Linked DNA regions of Homo sapiens: region 2 is linked to region 1. Evidence: read pairs that join two places in POLR2A ChIA-PET (ENCODE). Cell type or tissue: MCF 10A. All regions are shown on one strand. Links, peaks and the distances in the headings refer to the core of each region. The heading gives the core; the rest is flanking DNA. Region 1 overlaps MAP7 (microtubule associated protein 7). Region 2 overlaps MAP7 (microtubule associated protein 7).

The links. Peaks named below come from ENCODE experiments on the same cell type or tissue, not always from the same donor. Only the 100,000 strongest peaks of a DNase experiment are listed, where the experiment ranks them.
Region 2: POLR2A ChIA-PET joins it to region 1 with 5 read pairs; 2 of 35 experiments call an interaction of 5 or more read pairs at or near these places.

The regions. Positions count from the first base shown.
Region 1 is chr6:136,438,020-136,443,407 of GRCh38, reverse strand. The region is part of intron 1 of MAP7 (microtubule associated protein 7); the gene reads left to right. Among named protein-coding and RNA genes, the nearest start is that of MAP7, 110 kb to the left of the region's middle. In MCF 10A, for the core only: no CTCF peak of the experiment used is centred there; a DNase peak (open chromatin) is centred at 2,997.
Region 2 is chr6:136,385,168-136,390,555 of GRCh38, reverse strand. It overlaps MAP7 (microtubule associated protein 7), which reads left to right. Exons shown (of 18, transcript NM_003980.6): 4 at 1,039-1,202; 5 at 2,046-2,163. Among named protein-coding and RNA genes, the nearest start is that of BCLAF1, 98 kb to the right of the region's middle. In MCF 10A, for the core only: no CTCF peak of the experiment used is centred there; a DNase peak (open chromatin) is centred at 3,035.

The DNA.
Region 1 (5,388 bases), core at 141-5,140:
TAAGAAAGAATCTGGAAACTGCTTTATAACCCTCCATGTAGACATATTCCCTTAAAGTAAGGTTTTTAACTCCAAGCGTTTGTAAATTTGGATGAGGAAAATAATTTCATCTTTTTTTCCACTAACCTCACCTAGAAATTGAGCATTTCCTTTAATTACGACAAACCTAAAGTAGCATGAGCATCAACAGAAGTCAGATGTTTTCTTATCATATTACAGTTGTTTCAGGTATCTCAAAAGGTGGTTTGAACTGATTACTTTGAAATCATGACAGTTATTAGACATCCCCCTAGATTTTACTATTTACTGGGTTAATAAAGGAGCACATATAATTCTAGGGTATACATATTTTAATGTATAAAAATGTGCATTAAATTTTTAACCATATTTAAATATAACCATATTTAAATATACTTATCCTTAGTATGGTTATATTTTCTTGCTAATGCTGTTTTTGATTTATGCATTTAAAAATATTATCCTAAGAAGGGATTCAGCCTGACTTTACCAGGTGCTAGAGGAATCCAAAGCACAAAAACTGTTAAAACCCTTTTGTGGAAAGCCCTTGGATACCCTTAGGAGCATATGTATCCCAGTTTGAAGGCAGATGGTCTAGGGGATGGCTGAAGCCCATCAACAACACCTCTTAAACCATTAGTTTAGGGAACCCAGAACTTTCGTGTTTTGCCAAGCAATGAAAAATGTGAAAAATCACTTTAGCACCTGGGAGATGATTCTAGTTTAAATTCTGTGAGTTGGTGGTTCTAAACCAGAGATGTACATCAAAATCCTTTAGGGAGCCATTTTAAAATACACAGCTGAGCCTAATGCCTCAGGATTGCAGCTCAGCGGGTCTGGGTGGGACCTGGACCACGCTGTGTTAAAAGCCCAAAGGTGATTTTCATACAAACCCTCAAGAACCACTGTTTTAAACAGAAGGGCTTTGAAACCTTGTTTTATAAGAACTATTTTAAGTATGACTTTTTTTTTTTTTTTTTTTTTGGAGACAGAGTCTTACTCTGTCACCCAGGCTGGAGTGCAGTGGTGTGATCTCAGCTCACTGCAACCTCTGCCTCCTGGGTTCAAGCAGTTCTCCTGTCTCAGCCTCCCCGGTAGCTGGGGTTACAGGCATGCACCACCATGTCCGGCTAATTTTTTTGTATTTTTAGTAGTGACGGGGTTTCACCATGTTGGCCAGGCTGGTCTCAAACTTCTGACCTCAAGTGATCCACCTGCCTCGTCCTCCCAAAGTGCTGCAATTACAGGCATGAGTCACCATGCCCAGCCTTAAGTATCGCTTTTTAAAAGTTTTATGTTTGATCCAAAAACTCATGGCAGGAAATTGGGAAGATTTACTTTGTAGTTTGAAATTTGTTTGTTACTGTTGTTGTTGTTGAGACAGGGTCTTGCTGTGTCACCCAGGCTGGAGTGCAGTGGCACCATCACAGCTCACTTGCAGCCTCTACCTCCCAGGCTCAAGCAATCTTCCCACCTCAGCCTCCCAAGTAACTGAGACAACAGGCATGCACCACCATGCCCAACTAATTTTATTTTTTGTAGAGACAGGGTCTCCCTGTGTTATCCAGGCTGATCTACAATTCCTGGGTTCAAGAAATCCTCCCGCCTCAGCCTTCCAAAGTGTTGGGATTACAGGTTGGAGCCACCACAGCCTGACCTGTAGTTTGGAATTTGTAACCACTCAAAGCATCTTCTGTCATTGGGTGCTCAGGGAGAGGGGTTCTTGACCATCTCTGGGGACCATAAAACTCTGAAGTTTCATGCCCTGGTCTTCAGCTTAAGGGGCTAATAGCTTTCCTGAGATTTGCAAAGGTATGCATGATCAAAAAAGGGGAAGGAAGAATAGCTACCTATATGCTGAAAGAGCAAAATTTAATGGCAAAATGAACAAAAAGATACAATCATTAGACATACTAAGGAAACAGTTACTAAAACACCATTAATTTTATGAGAGAAGTGCTGAACTGTAGCTCTAATTATTTGATTTCGTGAACATTTTCTGCTCTATTATTTCCTGAATTTGTTTTTTTGCAATGTAAACACAGTACCATAGGTAAATGGAGTTGCATATAAGTGGTTTTAATGGTATATATTAGGGAAAAATGATAAAATATTAAAATATACTGCCTCTTAATTTAAAAGCAAAATTATCTTTAAGACTTTAAGCTTATTTTATGCTGCTGGGTATATATCTGCCAGAAATGAAATCAGCATGCGGAAGAGATCTCTCAACTCTGACATTTATTACAGCACTATTCACAACAGCCAAGATATAGAATCAACCGGTGTTCATCAACAGATGAATGGATAAAGAAAATGTCATATTTAATACCCAATGGAATGGTATTGAGCTTTAAAAAATAAGAAAATCCTGTCATTTAGGACAACATGGATGAACCTGGAGGACATTATATTAAGTGAAATACACCAGGCACAGAGAGGTGCCGCATGATCTTGTTGTTATGTGGAGTGTAAAACAGTTGAACTCCTAAGTAGAGAGTAGGATAGAGATTACCAAGAGATTGGGAAGAGAGGAAGTTAGGGGAGGGTTTTTTTTTTTTTAAGACCTTAAATATTTTATTTTTAAGATAAAATAATTTCATCCTAATACTGGGCTCTCCGGCATTTGAGAGTATTATATCCTTGGACCTCCATCCTCTGCTCACTGTCATAATTCTTAGATCTTAATTCTTACTAAAGTTTTATTTTCATCTTCTAAAATTACAAAGCAGTAAACATGTAATATACAAAATGTATAGTTTCCTCCTTGCAACAAGTGAGAAAAAAATCCTATTTTAACAAAAAGCATTTTTAAGTGAGTAAAGATGCAATTTTTCATTTACAAAATAAGTTAATAGGTTTTCTAGTTGGGTTTATAAAAAGCTGATGCATATCCTGTTCTTTTTCCCTATGACTGATGACATAACTTCTGCTTTTGTTCATGATGCCCTCTCCTTGGCAAGGAGTGCCTCCCACCCACATACCTACTCACTCTTTAGGACCAGCTCAGATGTCACCTATTCCAGGAAGCCTCCCTTACCTGTCTCTGTGTTCCCGTAGAGATCTCTATCACAGTACTTACTACATTACGTTTTAATTATGTATTTCTATGTGTGTCTGCCTTGGAAGACTTCAACCTCAGTATGATTATCTTTGTATTATTAATGTCTGGAACAGTGACTGCTCATTAAATATTGTGCTGAGTGATTATATTCATAGTCACCCGGCTCACACCTCCCACCCGTTTGTCATTGTACTTGTCTGTGATCATGCTACAGAATTCTGTTGTGGGTGAACTCACCCAGCAGCACAGCTATGGTGCTTTGGCCTTCAAGCTCCTGCTCTAGCCAACCAAGCTAACCTGCCCAGCTTTGGCCAGCAGCTCATTGTAATAAACTGAGTTCAAATGGAACCCAGCACTATTAAACTAGCCATCAGCCTAAGACTACCCTTCAAAGAAGGAGCGAGACCGGGCATGAAGTGGGCCCGTGAGCCAGCCACTCCCTGTGTAAATCTGTACTTCAGCTTCTCGCTCTCTTTTCACTGCAGTTTTATTGCTGTCTCACCAAGATTTCCCTTCTTCCAGGCCTTTACTCTTAAAGGAAAAAAAAAAGTTGCTTATCTTTGCTTAATTATTAACATAATACTGGCTTAATTCTGAACTAGGAGATCTCAAACTCTTTATGACAGCCCAGTGAATAAAGTGATGAAGTGGGAAACAAAATGTAGAGGGTCAGAAAGTGCATTTCAGTTTGTAAGATGAAAAAAGAGGGAAGGGTGGTAGAGCTGACTCATGTGACTGTAATTCCTAGAATATAGGAGCAGTGTGGCGTTATTCATCTAAGCGCGTCCTAGAGATTTTATACATCATGCACACATTTTTAGGTATTGTCTTAGACCGTTTATGCTGCTAATAACAAAAACCTGAGACTAGATAATGTAAATAACATAACTTTATTTTCTTGAGTTCTGGGGTCTGAGAAGTTCTAGATCAAGGTGCTAGCCTTCAGCGTCTGGTGAGGGCCTTCTTACTGCATCCTCATATAGTAAAAGGGGCAAAAAGGACAAGAGGACCCCATGCTGTGTCCTCATGTGCAGAAAATATGGGCAAGAAAGGGGCTTAGCTAGTACCCTTGAGCCCTTTTTATAAGGGTACTAATCCCAGCCTCATGACTTAATCACCTGAAGGCCCCACCTCTTAGCACTATCACATTGGGTCATAGGTTGGCAGATACATACATTCAAACCGTATTTTGGTTTGATACATACATTCAAACCATTTTGGCGGATACACACATTCAAACCATAGCAGGTATTAACCTATCAATAGTGCAGTTGAACATAAAATGAAGATCTCACTTCAATGAAACACAAATTAATATGATTTAAAACAGTTGCACATTGTAACTTTCTGAACACCTGTATTCTGTAGCCTGAATTTTGGCAGAGAAAGTGGTTGAAACATTTGTATCTACTATCAAATTACCATGATAATTGTTTATTGTTCTCTCTTCACTTTATACCTTTTAATTAAGCTGGGGGTTGGGGGGAAGGGAGGTGAGAAAGAAAAGGAAGAAAAATACAGTTTTTGTCGCAAGTGGATTTTGTATCATTTTCCTGAAGGTCTTGGTTCTAGAAATTCTGTAGTCTTGGTGACCTGTCAGTTTTTCTTTATAATTAACTGTGACTGTATTGTGTATTCATCAATATTATGAAATATTATGAAATAGTAAAACTCACTGTGACTGTATGCATGCTTGCCCACGCGTGGCTGAACTTTTACAAAGCAGTGAGGGAAGTTCTCCTAGGGTCAGGACAGGTCATCATGGGCACAAGGCCTCTCATTACTTTCTCTCATCAGAAAAAAACAAGTGAGAGAAAAAAAATGCACCTACACTCAGGTTCCTGAACCCCATCTTAGTTCTTCTCCAGATAGCCCAGCAAGTGAGTTTGTCTAATCCCTTTCTCAGGAATGAGCATGATGAATGAAAACCAAGCAAATTCTGGAGTCGAACCAGGTTAGATTCAGACCCTTTCTGACCACTTCTAATTTCTGCCTCTGTGTTTTCAGTGTTAAATGTGGATGCTAATTGCCTGCTTTGCAAGGTGTCTATAGAAATTAGATGTGATTATGTAAAGCTTCTAGCACAATGCCTATTACGATAAATGGTTCTCACAGTTGCTGATGCTGCTGTTACTATGTTTTTTCTCTACAGTAGTTCTGTCTTATTTTCCTTTGAAAGCTGGAGCTGTCTGTGCTTCTCCTATTTTATAGTATCAGTTAAGGGTTTTCAGTGGTGTTTTGGTGTGGTGGAGTTATTTCTTTTACTCAGGGAGCTTTTCTTAGGGAGTTAATCTGATACTATATTA
Region 2 (5,388 bases), core at 178-5,177, 53 kb after region 1:
TCAGCCTCCCGAGTAGCTGGGACTACAGGCACGTGCCACCACACCTTCCTAATTTTTATATTTTTAGTAGAGATGTTGTTTCACTATGTTGGCCAGACTGGTCTCAAACTCCTGACTGCCAGTGATCTGCCCCCCTCAGCCTCCCAAAGTGCTGGGATTACAGGCATGAGCCACTGCACCTGGCCTGTTTTTTCTTTTAAAAAGTAACATTTTAATTTGTATGCCATGTAGTGTCCTCAAGATTTACTCTTTGAATGTTGTTTGAATTTTTTCCTTTTGCCTACAGTATTAATAACTCATAGATATTTTTAGTTATTACCGCTGAAGGAAGCAGCATATTGAAATAGCTTTGAGGGGGCATATCTTTTCCTAAAATGAGGAAAGAACCTGTATTATATAAAGAAGAAAAAATGCATCCTATTGTTGAACGATAATTTTGGATTGTATTTTTCATCCAGCTTTTGATATGGTTAACTCTTATCTAACTAAATTGTGAGCTCCTCAGACACAAGGCCACCTGCTTGTTCGGTCCTTCCCATCCCTGAGCTGACTCAATGTGATAGACCTGTAAGGCACTTCAGACATCTTTCATCAACTAATTATTTTCTCCCAAATCCTTTTAATACTCAGAACCAATGCCATGTTGGAAAAAATGTAGTCATAGACTGGAGGATATCACATTGTTTTATAATAAAAAAAAGAGACAGATGGTACTATTGATTTTCAGGATTGAGACTAGAGCATGTGGTTAATAATGCCTTATTCTACCTACAAACTAGAGGGCTGCTTGCGTTCCCAAAGAGTGGAATTCAGTACATTTTCAACCTCATTGCTAACATATTAAATTATGCTAAAAATTAACAGTAATACATTTTTCTTGGAAATTTGAGGGAAGCAAAGGCCATGCTTGGTTAATACAAAACTAAAGAACCCATATTTGTTCATTGTAGACCACTTAATACAGCCCTAACTATTCAAGTTTGCAACCTGCCTATATTTGATTTCCCTCTTTTTTTTTTTTTTTAACCCTCCCCAAAGCTGCAAGAGAAATAGTGTGGTTAGAAAGAGAAGAGCGAGCCAGGCAGCACTACGAGAAGCACCTGGAAGAGCGGAAGAAGAGGTTGGAGGAGCAGAGGCAGAAGGAGGAGCGGAGGAGGGCTGCTGTGGAGGAGAAGCGGAGGCAGAGACTTGAGGAGGACAAAGTGAGCCGCCCCCCGGGAAGAATATGAGTGGCTCCTCTAGTTCAGACATGCAGCAAACTTTCTGTGAAACTTTGCAGTCAGGTGCAGGGTGCAAAGCAAAATGGTTTCAGAGTGATCAGCTTTACAGATGGCTACAGTTTCTAGGGAGTTCAGGGTATGAGAGGTAGCGAATGGGCTGATGATTATTATTGCCACAGAAAGTTTAAAAGCCCATTTCTCTGGTCCAAACCTATAACTTATTGAAGTGCAATTCATCTGTACTGAGTATTAAGACCACTCCAAGTAATTGAGTTTCTGTAGTCTTTACCATTTGCAAACATTTACACATAGATTATCTCATTTAACCCTTACTCAATCCTTTAGCATGCATTATATGTCAGTTTGTATAAAAATAGAAATTTAGACTCAGAGTGGGTAAGGTACACAAGGTCATACAACTCAATAAGTCATGGGGTCAGGGTTACCCATGTTCTCAGATTCTGAACTGTTTTTTAAATATGGTATCGTATGGTAAATATGGTATCGTATAAGCATCAGTTGAAGCTAAGATCTGCACTACCATGCTTACGTGTGTTCATGAAAGCATCACGCACACCCTAGTAGTAAGGGTCGTTTATTTGAATGCCTGTTGTTCGCCAAGGGCTTTATGAACTGGGACCTAATGACTAAAGTGACCCTCCCAGATTGACACTAGTCTCACCTTATGGTATAGAAGTTCAGCTAGAGATCAAGAATAGTAGAGTGGGAATTGAAGTAGTACTCCTCACTCCATTCTGCCTTAAATTGAAGAAGCTTCAAACAACCAGCTGGAATCTAATCCTCAGCTCTTCTATTCCATCTAAGGAACGCCACGAAGCTGTTGTACGGCGCACAATGGAAAGGAGCCAGAAGCCAAAACAGAAGCATAACCGTTGGTCGTGGGGAGGCTCTCTCCATGGGAGCCCTAGCATCCACAGTGCAGGTAAACAGTGACCACTTTGAAAATTAGTCTTTATTTTCCTGAAAGTAACAGGGTGTTTCCTTCTTTCTTCTAAATCTATGTTTGCGAAACAAAAATCCTGCTGAAATAATTAAACAACAATGAAATGAATCTTTCACTATTTGAGGATAAGAGGGTGATGGAGATAAGAAGTAAGGGCCTCTTTCCCTTAACACAGGCCAATTTTCTCATGTTACAAAATTCCTTAAAGGGAGAAATCTATGTAGTGTTTCTAAATAAACATGCTAGCTTCAACACTACATTATTTTAGTCTTCTATTTGCATTAGGGTTTCAGGATTATGGAATAAGTTAACTAGTTTTATCTTTTTCTCTGGAAGGATTATAGTTATATTGACTGACCAGAATCAATACTATGAGCTTATGTATTCTGACCCTAAAGTATATGCAACACTAATGCTCTGTAAGAAAATATATAGGTTTATTGAGCTAGAAATAGTAAATGACTAAGCTATTTCCTCCTTTCTGAATGGACATAAAATCATATTGAAATTTGGATTTACTGAAAGGCTTTATTTTTGTACTGTAAATTCAATACCCCTGGAATTTTACATAGTGTGTCAGTTTTTATTTTTTTATTTGTGTGAATCTGATAACCTTTTTTTTTTAAATTTGCTTTGAAAAATCATTGTTTTACATTCTGTCTCCAGGTGGTTTTGTTGAATCATCATTCTCCTCTCTGGATTTAGCAGGCCTGGACCACCACTTCATAACTTTTGGTGGTACTAGAAAAGCTGGTACAGACATCCCTGTGATTGCCAATTGCCTGACCTGTAGCTAGCACCTCAGACCTAGGGCCGATGCATCAATAGCTGAAGCATCACCACCTTAGTCATCAACGCATGCCTAATACCCTAGCGCATAGACGTAGATCTGGGATTGGAACAGTGTTTCTTAAGTGTGATAATATGACTCAGGTGACTTAAAGGTGTTGAAATAAAGTAATTACATGTGGAATGTTTGCTTTCCCTTTAAACAATCATTTTGGTTTTCTATTTATGTTTTTTATTTCTTTTTTCAATGTCAGGATTAAACCTTTAAAAAATGTTTTTTAGCTAAAAAAATTACCTGGGATCAAAGTACTTCCAGTTTAGCTTTTTTCCCCGTCAATCATTACTGCTGTTGCCACTTTTAGTTTTAAGCTAAATAACTGTGGACCTCTTTTTGTTTGCTTATTCTGTTCTCTTTCATTGTTAACATTCTATAGATCTCTTATAACTGCTTTATTAAAATTAAAAATCTAGGATCAGGTGCAGTACCTCACGCCTGTAATCCTAGTGCTTTGGGAGGCCAAGGCAGGAGGATCCCTTGAGGCCAGGAGTTCAAGACCAGCCTGGGCAACATAGACCCCATCTCTACAAAAAATTCTTTTAAAAAATTAGACAGGCATGGTGGCATGTTCCTATAATCCCACCTACTTAGGAGGCTGAGGCAGGAGGATCACTTGAGGCCAGGAATTTGAGGATACAGTGAGCTAAGAGTCTGCCTTTGCACTCCAGCCTAGAGGACAGAGTGAGAACCTGATTCAGAAATGTAATTTAAAAAATTAAAAATTTGTTTAAGTCCAAGGAATATCACCACAACTTACTTTCTTATGACAGTGAACCAAATATGAAAGCACTTCTGTTTTCTTGGTTGTTCATGACCCAGCAGTAGCTGGTGGGATACATATTAAATCTGTTATACAGATCATTTACATATGAGATTTTGTTGATGGGATATTTTTTATATACCTTTCATACAGTAAACCTGGCAGGGTATATATTTTTATAATCATATATTTGTTTTACCTGACTTCCTGCTTTACATGTATATGGCAGATATACACTGTTAGATCATCAGACATTTTTGAGGAGATGGTAAGCTGCCTAGCTTAATTTTTTGCCTCCACACTCAAAGCTTAATATATGACATTTATTTCTGCCACTCAGAACAAGAGAAACCAGTGTTGCATTCGCAAGCTGTTGGGTAAAATTCATTTTAATACGGGTTGTGAATTATAATAAATTGTTCCTATACTGGAACAGAGAAGTTTGCCAGAAAATAAATGGGATTTGCCAAGTTCTCAAAGACCAGAAAATGATTTGCTATGATCTTGAGAACAGCAACCAGGTCTTATTCATTTTGAATACCCTTTACTTGACAACAATACCTGATGTATGATGGGTACTCTATCATGGTTTGCTGACCAACAAACACATCATAGAAACTGTCTACATTAAAATTCCTGTCTTGGCCAGCTGCTGGCCATCGACTAGCACTGGTCTGTAAAACTTGATACGATCAGCAGGGTGCGGTGGCTCACACCTGTAATCCCAGCACTTTGGGAGGCTGAGGCGGGTGGATTACCTGAGGTCAGGAGTTCGAGACCAGCCTGGTCAACATGGAGAAATCATATCTCTACTAAAAATACAAAAACTAGCCGGCTATGGTGGCACATGCCTGTAATCCCAGCTATTCAGGAGGTTGAGGCAGGAGAATTGCTTGAGCCCAGGAGATGGAGGTTGCAGTGAGCTGAGATTGTGCCACTGCACTCCAGCCTGGCTGGCAGAATGAGACTCTGTCTCAAAAATAAAACAAAAACTTGATACATTAAAAACTTATTCTTTTGTGTGTTTTGTTCGGTGAGAAAAAGAAATGAATAACAACTGTCTTATATATTAAGTAATAAACAAATTCATGGTGTGCCTCCATAATTTTAACAATTTATGGCAGATTTAGATGCTTTACTACTAATGATACTTTTTAGGATACAAGGATCCACTGTAACTCATTTTTTCCACTTACTCTGAAGCAGAATTAAATGTTTTTAATAACCTGTTGAGAATCTGCCTGAGGATAGGCCTGCGTGTGGACACAATTTTCCCCCAACTAAAGCATAACATATAAAGCAATATCAGAAAATGTACTGCTATAAAATCACCTGGAAATGACTTTCGTATTCCTCTTCCTACCCTGTACCTCACATGTCATCACTAGGATGTTCCTTTTGATGTTTGACCCTAAATCCTTTCTTTATGTTTGGATTGCCCTAAGAGTCCATCAGCTAAGTATAAATTTGAGGCACAGAAGTGGTTTTTTTTTTAATAATAAAATTGCTTCAGCCATTAAAATGAATCCCAGCTGAAGATAGAAATGACTGATGTTAATCAAAGACTTGCTTATTACCAGTGTGCTATAAATAGTAG